2 separate regions of the Mus musculus genome follow, and region 2 is linked to region 1. Evidence: chromatin contacts called from ENCODE Hi-C data. All regions are on one chromosome and are shown on one strand. Each heading gives the region's core, a stretch centred on a gene start or an enhancer-like site at or near the end of the contact. The rest is flanking DNA. Distances are from core to core; before and after follow the strand shown. Region 1 holds the start of Efcab9 (EF-hand calcium binding domain 9). Region 2 holds the start of Wfdc18 (WAP four-disulfide core domain 18).

Evidence for each region. Hi-C counts contacts between places; a loop is a spot of excess contacts on that map.
Region 2: a map of T-helper 1 cell shows a loop between it and region 1 (46-fold over the local background). The contact joins the promoter of Wfdc18 here to the promoter of Efcab9 in region 1. A Hi-C loop is called at or near these places in 2 of 37 maps with a recorded cell type or tissue (T-helper 1 cell and T-helper 17 cell).

Annotation. Positions count from the first base shown.
Region 1 is chr11:32,524,811-32,531,866 of GRCm38, forward strand. Efcab9 (EF-hand calcium binding domain 9) reads right to left here and starts at 2,764. Exons shown (of 4, transcript NM_027031.3): 1 at 2,575-2,764. The coding sequence starts at 2,710.
Region 2 is chr11:83,703,610-83,710,963 of GRCm38, forward strand. It overlaps Wfdc18 (WAP four-disulfide core domain 18), which reads left to right and starts at 5,395. Exons shown (of 3, transcript NM_007969.4): 1 at 5,395-5,590; 2 at 6,248-6,390. The coding sequence starts at 5,509. The coding sequence ends at 6,390. It overlaps Wfdc17 (WAP four-disulfide core domain 17), which reads left to right and starts at 447. Exons shown (of 3, transcript NM_001081957.1): 1 at 447-564; 2 at 1,185-1,333; 3 at 2,459-2,660. The coding sequence starts at 483. The coding sequence ends at 1,333.

The sequences.
Region 1 (7,056 bases), core at 1,514-4,013:
AGGCAAGGTGCTGATGAGTGACAGAGAGCTCTTTGCTAGAGGAGAGAAGGCTTCATTCTTACTCTGCTAAAGACGTTGACATTTGGGGATGGAGAGATGGCTCTGCCAGGAAAGACACTTGTCATGCAAGCCTGGAGACCAGAGTTTGATTCTCAGAACCCTCACAAAAGTGTAAAGGAAAAAATGAACTCCCCAAAGTTGTCCTCTGACCTTCCCATGCACACACACATCCACACACATCCTGCACATACAGACAGGGACACAAAATAAGTTTTAAAGATGCTAATGTTTACCTCAGTCTTTCCCCATGGTTCTTTTAATCAGAATGGGAAAGTCAGAAATGAGTCCCTAGAGTGTTTGTGCTTCCTCAGAGCAAAGGCTTCTGGCCATGGAGGGAGGGAGCCTTCCTGTGCTTTAAGCAAGCCCTGAGAACCTGATGAGGATGGCTGTAGCACACCCCATTGTAAGCCCATCAACCTGCTTAAGGGACTTGTCAAGCTACAGTTCCTGCTTCAGGAGGTATAACATGGGACAGAGTCCACGCTGCTCTGAGCTCTGGTGTGATGTAGCTGCTGCTGTTGGTCTGTGGGTCTCAGTGGCAGAGAGTCAGCCTAGTGGACTGTACACTACTAAAATAAAGCTGCCTCTTTTGTGCATTATTAGTTAACACATACTCAACCAGATACATAGCCGAGGAAAGAACTGTAACTTTCAGAACAGGACTTTTCCTTTCTTTTCATTTGTTTTTGCTTTTTTTTTGTTGGGTTTTTTTGTTTTGTTTTTTTTTTTGTGTTTTTGTTTGTTTGTTTGTTTTTTGTTTTTTGTTTTTGTTTGTTTGTTTTTTGAGACAGGGTTTCTCTGTGTAGCCCCGGCTGTCCTGGAACTCACTCTGTAGACCATGCTGGCCTCGAACTCAGAAATTTGCCTGCCTCTGCCTCCCAAGTGCTGGAACTAAAGGCGTGCACCACTACTGCCTGGCTTTGGGATTTTCAAGTGTGACTTTCTGTGTGGTTTCTCCTCTATCCTTTAGTTTTGTAGTTGATACAGAATCTTATTGACAGCTGACCTGGAGCTCACTAAGTGAAGACTCAGCTGGTCTCAACCATGTGGCTATCCCGCCCATCTTCCCCTCGAATCTTCATTATCAAGGTTATCTGGAGACCTGGGTGCAGTGGCTCCTGCCAAAAAATCTCAGCACCCAGAAGGCTGAGGCAGAAGGATTGCCATTGGCGCAAGCCCAACTCTAATGGCTTATAGAGTCAGACCCTACCCTTTTCTGGCCTCCATGGGTACAAGGCATAAAAGTGGTATACAGACATACATGCGGCCAAACATGCACATAAAAACAAAACAAAGCAAAACAACAACAACAACAAAATAACCAAAAGCTACCTCTGGGCTCTGCTGAGTATGTAAGACACAAATGTCATCTCTGTCATTTGGAATCTCAGTTGGAAGCAGGCAGGGGCACAGTGAGTCTATGGTCACAATGTCCTGTGTGGTCCACCAGGTGTGAACACTCAGAGCAACATACTGTATACACACAGGTGCCAGGGTGCTCCTGGAGACATGTCCTGGGGGAACTTGTACCTATGGAATCAGTGCTGTTTTGCAGTAAGATGACTCTGGACACCCAAATCCCCAATGCCTAAAGCTGCTTTCCCAGGAAGCAAAACCGTAAAGCTGTGCTGTCTCTCGCTCAGGTCACTGTCCCTACCCTTGGTGATCAGACAGCAGGTGTGGACCTTCTGGATATTGTGTCGTCGGGGAATTGTGTGGTTACTAGGGAGATGAGACTCTGTTCCACAAATGCCCTAAGGAGACAGTGTGGCTCAGTTTTCTGAGGGATAGCTTGGTGCCTGAAACTGCCTTTCTCTGGGCCAGGAAAGAGTGGTCTCCCATCCCGTGCCAATCTGTACACACAGAGGAAAGCAGGCTCAACACTTGTGAGGAAAAGGTGTCTTCCATTCAGGTTTCTTCCATTCTTTTCATTACTGGGACCTGGGTCAAAGCTGTCTACTGCTGAGCTACAGCCTCTCCCTGGTTACTGACGAATGGACTCAAAACTCTTTACAGAGGGTTTGGGTGTTGCATTGGTCTAGAAATCTTATTTAAACCAAGGCTCAGAAAGAACCCAGGGTGTTTGAGTCTGGCCTTCTGTTAGTTTATGGACTCAGTTACAGAGCTGATGGGCAGTATTTTGGGGAACTCCCAAGTAGCACAGATGAATCTGGTTAAAATCAGTGGATCTCAAACAAACAAACCAAATGACATGAATGTGGAAAAGGACCCTCGGAGGAGGAGGGAGATGACAGGTGGGAGAACACGAGAGGGTAGAAGAAATTGGGCCTCAAGGAGGAGATGACATTCTCATTGAATCACCAAGGAACTGTGGGTAGAGCCCAGCCTGAACACACAGCCTGAGGTAATCCTCTACACCGAACTGCCATCGGTCTCCTTCTGCAGTTCTCTCTGAGCTTCCTCCACAAGATGAAATAAAAGTTAAGGAGATGGTTCTGGGTTCAGTGTGGGGTGGGTGGGGGTAGGGGGCAGGGGTGGGGTGGGGGGACTGACCATTCAAGGTGTTCCTGTGGTGCACATCCAGAAGATGAAAGTACACCATCAAGGCTTTCACGTTTCTCAAAGACAGTAAGCAGTAGATTTTGTCCATGTAAAGGTACCACAGAAAACACCCCGGAGTCAGTTTCATGGCGGCAGCTTTCAGCCGGAGGCTCTGGCAACCTGATACAGAATGGAGAATTCTGCCTCAGAACTAGAATGTTGGACAGGGTCCCCAAGATGACCTGGCAGAACTGGAGGGGACAATAAGGGTGAATGGAATGGCTTGTCACCACTCTCCAGCTTCACTGTGGGTCTTTCCTGACTTCTTATGGCATTTTTCTCTTCCTCTACAGCAGCCATTCTAATCACAGGATGCCCAGACAAGAAGGATGCACTTGAGCTGAGTGCCACAGCAGCTTGGGGAGCCATGCTAAACGGTGTGCTCATTAGGAAGAAAAATGGAGACTCACGTGCACAGAAAGATCCTGAAACAAGTATACTAATACAAAGCCAAAGAGAAGAAATGCATGTTATATAAATGTTAAAATTATATAATATCCATATATATAGCAGAATGTTCATTCCCTACATTTGATTATATATGTATATGGAGAGAAAGATATTGTCCCACAATCAATATCCTGGCCCACCTGGAACTCACTATGTAGACCAGGCTGGGCTTGAACTCACAGAGATTCGCTTGCCTCTGCCTCTCCAGTGCTGGGACTAAAGGCATATGCAACTATGCTCAGCTCGAGAAGGAATGTTATTTTTAAAAGATTTTATTTATTGTATTTATATGAGCACACTGCAGCTGTCTTCAGACACACCAGAAGAGGGCATGGGATCCCATTACAGATGGTTATGAACTACCATGTGGTTGCTGGAAATTAAACTCGGGACCTCTGGAAGAGCAGTCAGTGCTCTGAAGAACATTCAGTGCTCTTAACCATTGAGCCATTTCTCCAGCCCTCAAGAAAGAATTTTCAAAAGGCCAAAGTGTAGTGAGCCAGAAGTCAATGCAGAATGCCTGCGTAACGATATCAGCATTTCCCTCTGTTTTTTCACAGTGGATGGTTTCAGGCCTGTCCAGAGGCAAACTGGTTAGGAGCTCAAGCTTCTTGTACATCAGTCACTCAGGTCAACAGTGACCGGTTCAGAACAGTCCCTGCTCATGGACATTCATTCCACCCATCAGGGTTCCTGGGTCATTTGGAAGCAAGTTTCAAACAAAACAGCCTCTGGGCATATGTTTGAGTGCATATTCTAAAAAGCATGAGTCTTCACCGTTATCACCCCACACGGCAGGTAGTCATCTCTAACACCCTAAAAACCACATCAGCATTCAGTGTCCATAACTGTTTCTGAGAATTCTGAAGAGCACTGGCATGATAGAATATGCCTTTAATCCCAGCACTCAGGAAGCAGAGGCAGGAGGATCCTTGTGAGTTCAAGGCCAACCTACAAATTGATTTCCAGGGACAGCCAGGAATCCTGTTCTTGAATCCTACACAGAGAATCCTGTTCTTGAAAGCAACAACAACAAGCCAGGTGGTGGTGGCTCACGCCTTTAATCCCAGCACTCAGGAGGCAGAGGCAGGTGGATTTCTGAGTTCGAAGCCAGCCTGGTCTACAAAGTGAGTTCCAGGACAGCCAGGGCTATACAGAGAAACCCTGTCTCGAAAAAGCAAAAAAAAAAAAAAAAAAAAAAAAAAAAAAGAGAGAGAGAGAGAGAACAACAACAAAAATGGGGGGGGGGAGACCGACATCTAAAGAGCTGACTGACTATTTCAATCAGGACCCATTATGCTTCATAAGCCATTTCATCTCTCAAACTTGTAGGTTTCTTTTTCTTATACTTTGTGTTTTAAAACTTTATTGGTTATGGTGTGAAAGTGTATATACACAGGTGTGTGCACCATGGCTGTGGGCCTTCTCCAGCTCACAACACTCCTTTTGTATATGGTTATCTGTATGCATACATATGCACATAGATGTACACATAGATGTGTGCATACACACTGTTCTATCTAACCTTATAAATCATGGGGCCCTCTGATGTTATTACTGATTGGTTAAAACACCAGACAACACCCTGAACTTATGACTTGTGTGTGCCAAGAGTGAAGTAGTCTTGTGAGACAGATCCTTTGGCCTTAGGCTTGGTGAAGAATGGAAAGTCATCTGTAGGAAAGTGTGGCAGGAGGTCAGAAAGGATTTCAGTTGATTCTTAGCATCTCTGTGCCTTTGCTCAGATAGAGGAAGGAGATGGGGACCCATTGAATGAAGGGCAAGAAAGTGACGAATTTTGAGGTCAGATGTCCTCAACTCCATCATTTCCATATGTCAGCTTTATTCATAATAACCAAATGGATAAATCCCAAACCCAGCTGTCTGTCCCTCAATGGTTGATGGACAGTGTATTAATGTAGAATATGGGCGAGCCATGGATTCATTCAACATGATGAATATCAGAAATGTGTTGAGTTAAAAGAAGCTAAGCACAAGCCACTGTGTGGTTCGTGGCTGAGCACTTGCCTAGCATGAGCAAGGGTCTGGCATTAATCTCCAGCGCTGGAAAGATAAATTTGAAAGGAGAGGGTATGGGAGTTGCCTGGAGAGGCAATGGAGATGTTTCTCTATCCTGACTGTGGGACAACCCAGTCCTGGCAAAACTCCCTAACAGAGAATCTTAAGGGAGAACATTCCTGCTGATAGAAATGAAACCTCAAAGAACTTGATTCGTGTTCTTTTGAGACAGGCTTTCACTATGTAACTCTGGCTGGTCTGGAAGTTGATATATAGGGCAGGTTGGCCTTGAACTCAGAGAGTCACTTGCCTCTGGTTCCTGAATGCTGGGATCAAAGATATGTGCCACCATGCCTGCCCTAAATTGAATTTTCCCCCCTTAAGTGTTTTTGCTTGCATGTATTTCTGTGCACTACCCTCATGCAGTGCCTTGGAAGGTCAGAAGAGGGCTTCAGGTCACATGAAACTGGAGTGACAGATGACCTTGCACTGCCACCTGGGTACTGGGAATTGAATCTTCCTCTGGAAGAGCAACCATTGAGGAGACATCACTCCAGCACTTTAAGTTGATTTTTTTTTGGGGGGGGGGGGTGTTCGAGACAGGGTTTCTCTGTATAGCCCTGGTTGTCCTGGAATTCACTTTGTAGACCAGGCTGGCCTTGAACTCAGAAATCTGCCTGCCTCTGCCTCCCAAGTGCTGGGATCAAAGGCATACGCCACCATCGCCAGGCGAGGGGAAAAACTTTTTTAAGTTAAAAACTTTGGCTCACCTTGGGGGTGTAGTTCCATCACAGAGCATGTTTCCTCTGTACAAGAACCTGGGCTCAACCCTCAGTAGCAGGGAAACACCATACTCATATAAACATAAAAGCAGCCCAGATCACATCAATAGTACACAAAGATAACATGTTTAAAAAGTGAGGTGGCTCAGCAGAGCCTGGAGGTCTGAGTTAATAATTCTGAGTTAATCCTGAGGACCCACATGGTGGCAGGAATGAACCAATTTCTGTAAGTGGTCCTCAGACCTCAACATGTGAACCCATACACTGGAAAAAACACACACACTCACACAGAAATAAACAATAAAATTCCTAGATGCAAAAAGACAGGAAATTTATTGTTTTTTAATGGCCAAGGAAAGAACAGAATGGTAGGAAGATGCTGTAGGGCCCCAATTTGACCTTTAATTCCCAGCATTAGGGAGGCAGGGGCAGGAGGAGTTCTGTGAGGCCAGCCTCAAGTAACAGGACAGCCAGGACTACATAGAGTAACCCTGTCTCAAACAAAATATCGCTCCCCTTCCACTCCTGCCAAATCCAATAACACAAAAAAGTGGTCAGCATCTCAAAGACACTGAAAGGCTGTAATAAAACTGCAAACTTAGACTCTTTCATTGAGATAAACACATCAAAGGCACTATTTATCGATCTTACTCTTTTTTGGTGGTGGTGGTGTTTTTTTTTGTTGTTGTTGTTGTTGGTGGTGGTTTTTTGGTTTTTTGTTTTGTTTTGTTTTGTTTTGAGGCAGGGTTTCTCTGTGTAGTTCTGGCTGTCCTGGAACTCACTTTGTAGACCAGGCTGGCCTCAAACTCAGAAATCCGCCTGCCTCTGCCTCCCAAATGCTGGGATTAAAGGCATGCGCCACCATGCCCAGCTTGATCTTACTAATTTCTATTTTAAGTTGTTCCAGAAAGTAGGGTGGGGGGAAGGCACAGCCCTTCATTCACTAGATTAGTGTGAGGCTCTGTAGCCAGAGACAGTTGAGGAAAGAAACCCCGATTTAACAGAAGTTTCAAAGCAGCTTTGGTTCTGTTGAGCCTCCTTTTAACTCCAGCTACATAAGTTACACGCCCCCCACCCAAACACCTTACAAAACAAAAGTCACTCGTGATTTGGGGCAAGTTTCCGGAGTTGTGGAACTGTCCCTTTACGCCCCCACCCCCACCCCCTGCCACTGAGACCCAGC
Region 2 (7,354 bases), core at 4,145-6,644, about 51 Mb after region 1:
GGAGGGGCCCAGATCCACAGTGTTTCAGATTCTCATCTGTAGAGCTGTAAAGACACAAACCCCATCTTTCCCAGAAGAATGCTACATCATTATGTAACTGGATGTCCAGGAAGCCACCAGTGGGCCCTGACACTCCTTACTGGCTGTCTCTGCTCCAGCTCTTACTGTGAGACACAGTGCTACACAGCAATAAATATTTCCCTTGCTCATCATTCACACAAGGGCCAAGATGTGGTGTAACAACTCACATGGTAAGGAAATGAGTTTGAGACTATTTTGTGATTTTGTTTAGCATCTATCAAAGACCAATTAGAGAGAAGTCACTTATGAAACTGGAAAAAGGAACCTGGTGATGGGCAGGCACTTTCTGGAAAGCTCTTGTTTTCATGCATTTCCCCATTGACTGCTTCCTCCCACACCCATAATTCTAGCTTTACTGAGGCTATAAATTATTTCATGAGTTCAGCCGAGCCAGAGCCAACATGAAGACAGCCACAGTCTTGTTTCTGGTGGCTTTGATCACTGTGGGGATGAACACTACCTATGTAGTGTCTTGCCCCAAAGGTAAGTGTGTTAAGGGCATCCAAGCTGGAAAGAGAGGGGACTCTAGAAGATCACTAGGACCAGGGGATGCATTATTACAGGGAAAGCCATGTGACAACTGCTTGGATCACACTCACTCCCTTTAGTCTATATAGAGTGATCATTCTGCATTCCTTAGCGTTCTTAAAGACAGAGGCTGGCAGGAGGGGGTTTAGTTTGAGAGAAACTTGCACAGAAATCAGGACAGCTCCGCTAGTTTAGAGATGTGCCTTGCATTAGAGTCCTGTGGGAGCACTTGCTCAGAGATGAACCATGGGTCTGGTGTAAAGAGAGGTGTGGCTGTCATTAGAGTATTTATGGCATCTTCTGAGGTGTAAAGACAGGCTACGATGGTAGAAGTTTCTTTCTACTGAGACTGCATAGGCTGTGGAGGTGGAGAATATGCTCTGAGGGCCTGAATCAACAGCTTGGCTTTAGAGCAGGACTGGAGCTGGTGAAGCTGAGGGAAGAGCCCTGAGTTGTAAAAGGACATTATAGAGTAAGCTCTCCAGCAGGTGATGTGACTTCAGATCTCTAGCATCAATTCTCCACCTTGTTTCATGTCTGTTTTCTGGCTACATAAATATCATTGTATATTTCAGAATTTGAAAAACCTGGAGCTTGTCCCAAGCCTTCACCAGAAAGTGTTGGAATTTGTGTTGATCAATGCTCAGGAGATGGATCCTGCCCTGGCAACATGAAGTGCTGTAGCAATAGCTGTGGTCATGTCTGCAAAACTCCTGTCTTTTAAGTGAGTATAGTCCTGTGTTTTACTTTTCCATTGTTGTAATAGGACACCATGACCAAGGGAACTTAGAGAAGGAAGTTTTGGGGGGGACTTACAGATTCAGAGAGTAAGTTCATGTCCCTGGTGTTTGGGAACAATATAGCAGGCAGGAATGCATGGGACTGGAGCATTGCCTGCAGGCTTACATTTTGAAAAGCAATCCTGAGGCAGAGAGTAAGCTAACTGGGGAGGATATGGGCCTCTGAAAGCTCCCAGCCTGTCCCCTGAGATACAATTCCTCCAACAAATCCATACCTCCCAACATATATTTCCAAAGTTTTAAACCTGTGAACATATTATTCAAATATATAAGGCTACAAGAGCCTTTATCATCCATATTACAACATCCTGTCAAGGTATGTCCAAGGGACTTAGTCAGTTTCCAGGGGACTTTCCTTGGACAGCCCCATGGCCTTTGTACACTGGCTACACACAAGAGTCTGGATATGTGCAAGAGAAAGGAACTGGAAGAAGAAGGAAGGACACCAGGTTACATGATCTGTGCCTTCTACACTGCAAAGACATTTCCACCATGACTAAACTGACACAAGCCACCACAACTTAGACCCACATGGTCATAGACTGGGACATCTCACTCTTCTCCACCCCAGCCAAAAAGGGTTGACACTCTCAGGAAAACAAGTGTCCCTGGTAGGGAGAAGACAATGAGGTTAATGGCAACACTCATTTACTGAACACCTTCAAGTCAGGCAGGCATGTGTTACAATGGCGATTCAAAGGCCAATGTAACTAGACTGTAGAAATGTATGTCAGCGTGAACTTTGCACCAGTTTCTAGTAAGTTCTAAGAGTGGTTACTAGCTTTGTCAGGGAAGATGTCAGAGTGGAGATCAATAATTAGAACACTCAAAGTCCCCCAGACAAGGGAGTCAGGTTCAGACAATGGGGATACTGTAAGCCCTAGTTGAGAGTTCGGGGATTTATTGTTCCAGTTAAATGTGGTATCTCGGTTGGACATTCTAAAACAAGCCCACATCCAATCAGCATTGAGCTGCCAAGCAGAGAGTAAGGGCTGAACAACTAGAGGTTTCTTAGCAAAGGAAATGGCATAATCAAATCTGCATTGTAGATGGTTGACAGCCATGTGGAAGATGGATTCAATCTTCATAAACATGAATGATGGCCAGCCCCAGAAGATTTCTTCTGAATTCACAGAGCCTGTGCTTGGCTACTTCCTAGCCCTAGAATTGCATTCTTGGACAAGGAAGATCTATATTGTGGTGACAATGCCCTAATATGTCTGTGTCCAAAATAAACTACCCTTAGCATTCTTCTTGTTGTACAGTTCTTATTTTCCCATCCCATTGACTCTTCTAATCAGCGGCGCCATCCCTGCAGCCTCCCTTGAACACTGGGCCTCAGGATCCGAGCAGTCCCACGACAAGGTCCTCCAAGTTAATTCCTCTCCCCCTACCTTGTTCATATGTAGAAACAAGGCAGAGGACATAAGAATGTTTTCTGGGGGCATTCTCAAACATAAGTCTAGTCAAGCAAACAAAATGAACTGATTATGGCTCATAGAGCAGACCTGCTGGAACTGCATTTATTTAATGGATGATAATACAGGACAAGCAGGAGGGGCTAAGGAACTCTCTATTGTAAAGCAATACAACATCCTGCAGCAGTGGATATCAAACTCCTAGGCACAAGCATGACCTCTGGGGTATGGGTTCTTCTTAGCAGGAGTTAGGAGGCTGGAGAGCTGTATCAGTGGTAATAGCACATACTGCTCTTCCAGAGAACCTCAGCACAGTTCCAAGAGTCCCCGAGAGGTGTCCAGAACTTACTGTTACTCCAGATCCAGGTGGGATTTAACACCTTTGGTCTCCTCAGACTCCTGCATCCAGTGCAGGTATACCAACACACCTCACTACACATGAACATGATTTAAAATAATGTTTAAACATTTGAGAGTGGTACATTTAAAAATCTGACTTCCTGTCTATTGGAAGATAGAACTCACCTGAAATGCTACCAGGGATTTTGGGCCCATTCCTATCCTACAAGAGCAGTATTGAGATCTGTGAGGTGGTTTTCTTCATCCCCTGGCTTTACTGGATGGGGTGCAAGCCATGTCCAGGCTTGACTGCTGCTTCTCTCTGAATTGTTGGGGTTCATGAAGGATGCTGCAGAGGATCAGCGATGAAAAGGCAAGCCCTCTGTTCAGAGGAGAATCTCTCCAGGACATGTTTAGCATCTGTTATATTTTCTTGATCTCTCCACTTCATCTACAAGCCTAAGGTGTCCCATATCTGTCTCTATCACAACACTGTTCCTCTGTCTCTCATAGCTGACATTGTTTGTGATGATCTATGTCACCTTCTGTGTAGCCTCATTGTCTGTCTTTATTCTTGCTCACGCATCTGGACCTGCCATCCATCTGTCCTCCAGTTCCTTCATCCAGGCCTGGTTCTGCTCTTTGCTTCTGCAGTTTAACTCAACAACTGGACAGCTTTGCTTTCAAGATGATGACATGAAGTAGCCTCACTTGCAGCCATCACAGTTTCTCCAGCTTCTCCACTAAACTCTGGTTCATTAGATCATCAATCTAGATTCTTCTTACATTTCTCTGTATCTCTGCTTCTCAGGACTCTGAAACTTCTTGAATGCTTCTGTGGCCTGTTAGTCTTTTACAGCCCTTTTTGTAGCACACACACACACACACACACACACACACACACACACACACACAACACAGAGAGACACATTTACAGTTTGTTATGTAGTATGTGATCCAAGAGTTAGCAGTAATAATTAGGGTTGAAATAGAAAAAGCTGTGTTTTCTTGGCCAAAGTTGCCAAAGAAAGCAAAACTGTCTGACCAGTTGTTTCCTTACGACTGCTGTGTCTTAAGCTAATTGGTAATTGTGTATACCTTTAATCCCAGAGCTAGTGAGGCACAGGCAGGTGGATCTCTATGGTTGAGGCAAGCCTGGTCTACAGAGCCAGTTCCAGGAAATCCAGGGCAATAGAGAAAAACTCTGTCACAACAAACAAAAAACAAACAACAAAAGCCAAAAAAAACAAAAAACAAGCAAGCAAGCAAACAACAATCAAAACCCCACAACACTGCTGTTGTGAGTTTATGGTTATTCCAAAAACATGGCATTAAAAACAAATAGAAGGGGTTTTGTTTTGTTTGCCTATGTTTTGACATGACATCCACACAACAGAAGGGGAAAGTTACAGATACCCAGGAATGTCTCCTCAACATGATGGAAGGACTGGACACACATGGAACAAAGCATGTAACCAAACAAACCCCCTCAACCTCTGAGAAGGAACCATACAGAAAGAAGACATTCCAAAGTCAGCCCATGGTGTGTAGGGCATTCCCACAGCTCTTGGACTGTGCAACTACAGCTCTGTCTCTGAGTCTATAGTCTGGAGAGCAAAGTAGGCAAGCTCTCTGCTGGGGACAAGAGATTCTGCATGCTCTCCTATGGCTCTCATCCTTCCACTGCTCAAGTATGTAGCCTTCTGTATGAAGACCTGACTTACAGAAAAGCACTGGTCAAAGAACCAGCCATCATACTGGAACCTGACTCTTTATTTTCAACCGACCCCAATCAGTTTGAAGTCTCTGAGTATCCATCTCTTCCGGGAGTGACTTCATTACCTATTCTGCACATAAGAGGGGTCCATATTCCACAGTGTTTAGGTATCATCTATAAAGCCCCAAAGGATAAAATCACCATCTCTCTCTTTATGTAACTGGATGTCCAGGAAGCTTCAGGTACGCCCTGACACTCCTCACTGAGAGTCTCTGCTTCAGCTCATATTCCAAGATGCTGGTATACACAGAACTAAATACTTCCTTGTATGAATATGAGATCATCGCTCATCCAAGAGCCAAGCAGTGATGTAAAGAGGGACACAATGCTAAACTGTGTTCCTGACTTTTTCCTGGTTATTATTTGAACCAACCTAGGAACAATACTCTAATTGTAACTAGAGACAAGTCAGATATGAAATATAAAAAGAGTCAAGTTCTCAGCATACGCCACTGGAAAGCTGTTTTTTCTATATTTCCTGATTGACTGCCTCCTCCCACACCCATGCTTCTACATTTACTGAGGGTATAAATTGCTTCGTGAGTTCAACCCAGTCAGAGCCAACATGAAGACAGCCACAGTCTTTGTTCTGGTAGCTTTGATTTTCATGACAATGACTACTGCCTGGGCTCTGTCTAACCCCAAAGGTAAGTGTGTTAAGGGGATCCAAGCTGAAAACAGAGGGCTCAAAACCCACTAGGACCTGGGGATGAGCTAACACAGGGGGAGAGCCATGTACACACTGAATCAAATTTGCTCCTTTGGGGCTATAATAGTGACTTCTCTACATTTCTTGGAGAAAGAGAGAGACAGACACAGACACAGACACAGACAGACAGACGGACAGGCAGACAGAGGAAAATCTATCTGACAGAAGCTGGCACAGAGATCAGGGCACCTGCCCTAGTTTGGAGATGTGCCTTGCATTTGAGACTTGTGAAAGTACATGCTGAGTGATCAACCATGGGTCTGCAGTGATGAGAGATGTGTGACTGTCACTAGAGATTTTATGGAATCTTCTAAGGTGTAAAGAAGGCGCTGTGATGAGGGAAGTTTCTTTCTACTGAGACTGCATAGGCTGTGGAAGGGCAGAACACTCTCCCAAGGGCAGGAATCAACAGCTGGGCTTAAGTGTGGGACAGGAGCTGGTGAAGCTGAGGGAAGTGCCCTGTGGTGCAGAGGAGGGTACAGAGTATGCCAGTCTCCTGCAGGTGATGAGCCTTCAGATATCCAGCATCAATTCTCAACCTTGCCTTTCTGACTGTGTCAGGCTCTATAAACACCATTGTATGTTTCAAAATTAGAAAAACCTGGCGCTTGTCCTAAGCCGCCCCCACGCAGTTTTGGAACTTGTGATGAACGATGCACAGGAGATGGATCGTGCTCTGGCAACATGAAGTGCTGCAGCAATGGCTGTGGTCATGCCTGCAAACCTCCTGTCTTTTAAGTGAGTATAGTCCTACTTCTTACTTTTCTATTGTTGTGATGAGGCACAATGTCCTAGGAAACTTATAAAAGAAGATTTATTGGGGGTTTACAATTTCAGAGAGTGAGTCCATGACTTTCATGGTGGAAAGCAGGGCAGCAGACAGGTATGCACGGGACTGGAGCATTGATGGCAGGCTTACATCTTCAGAAGCAATCCTGAGGAAGAGAGTGAGATAACTGGGAAGGATGTGAGTCTCTGAAACCTCCCAGCCTGTGCCCTGAGATACAATTCCTCCAACAAATCCATACCTCCCAACATATATTTCCAAAGTGCCAAAACCTGTGAACCTATTATTCAAATATATAAAGCTACAAGGGCCATTATTTTCCGTACTACAACATCCTGTCATGGTATGTCCAAGGGACTGGGTCAGTTTCCAGGGGACTTTCCTTGGACAGCCCCATGGTCTTTGTCCACTAGCTGCACACAAGAGTCTGGATGTGTGCAAGAGAAAGGAACTGGAAGAAGAAGGAAGGAGGACACCAGGTTACATGATCTGTATCCTCTACACTGCAAAGACGGTTCCACCATGACTAAAGTGACACAAGCCACCACAACTTAGATCCACATGGTCATAAACTGGGACTCCTCACTCTTTTCCACCCCAGCCAAAGAGGGTTGACTCTCTGAGGAAAACAAGTGTTCTTGGGAGGGAGAAGTCAATGAGATTAATGGCAACACTTATTTACTGAACACCTTCAAGTCAGGCAGGCATGTGTTACAATGGAGATTCAAAGGTCAATATAACTAGACTGTGGAAACAGTTTGTGTGTCAGTGTGAACTCTGCACAACTTTCTAGTAAGTTCTAACAGTGGTGACTAGCTTTGCCTGGGAAGAATTCAGAGTGGAGTTCAACTAGGAGAAGCTGAAGTTAGGACACGCAAAGCCTAGCAGACAAGGGAGGCAGGATCAGACGGTGGG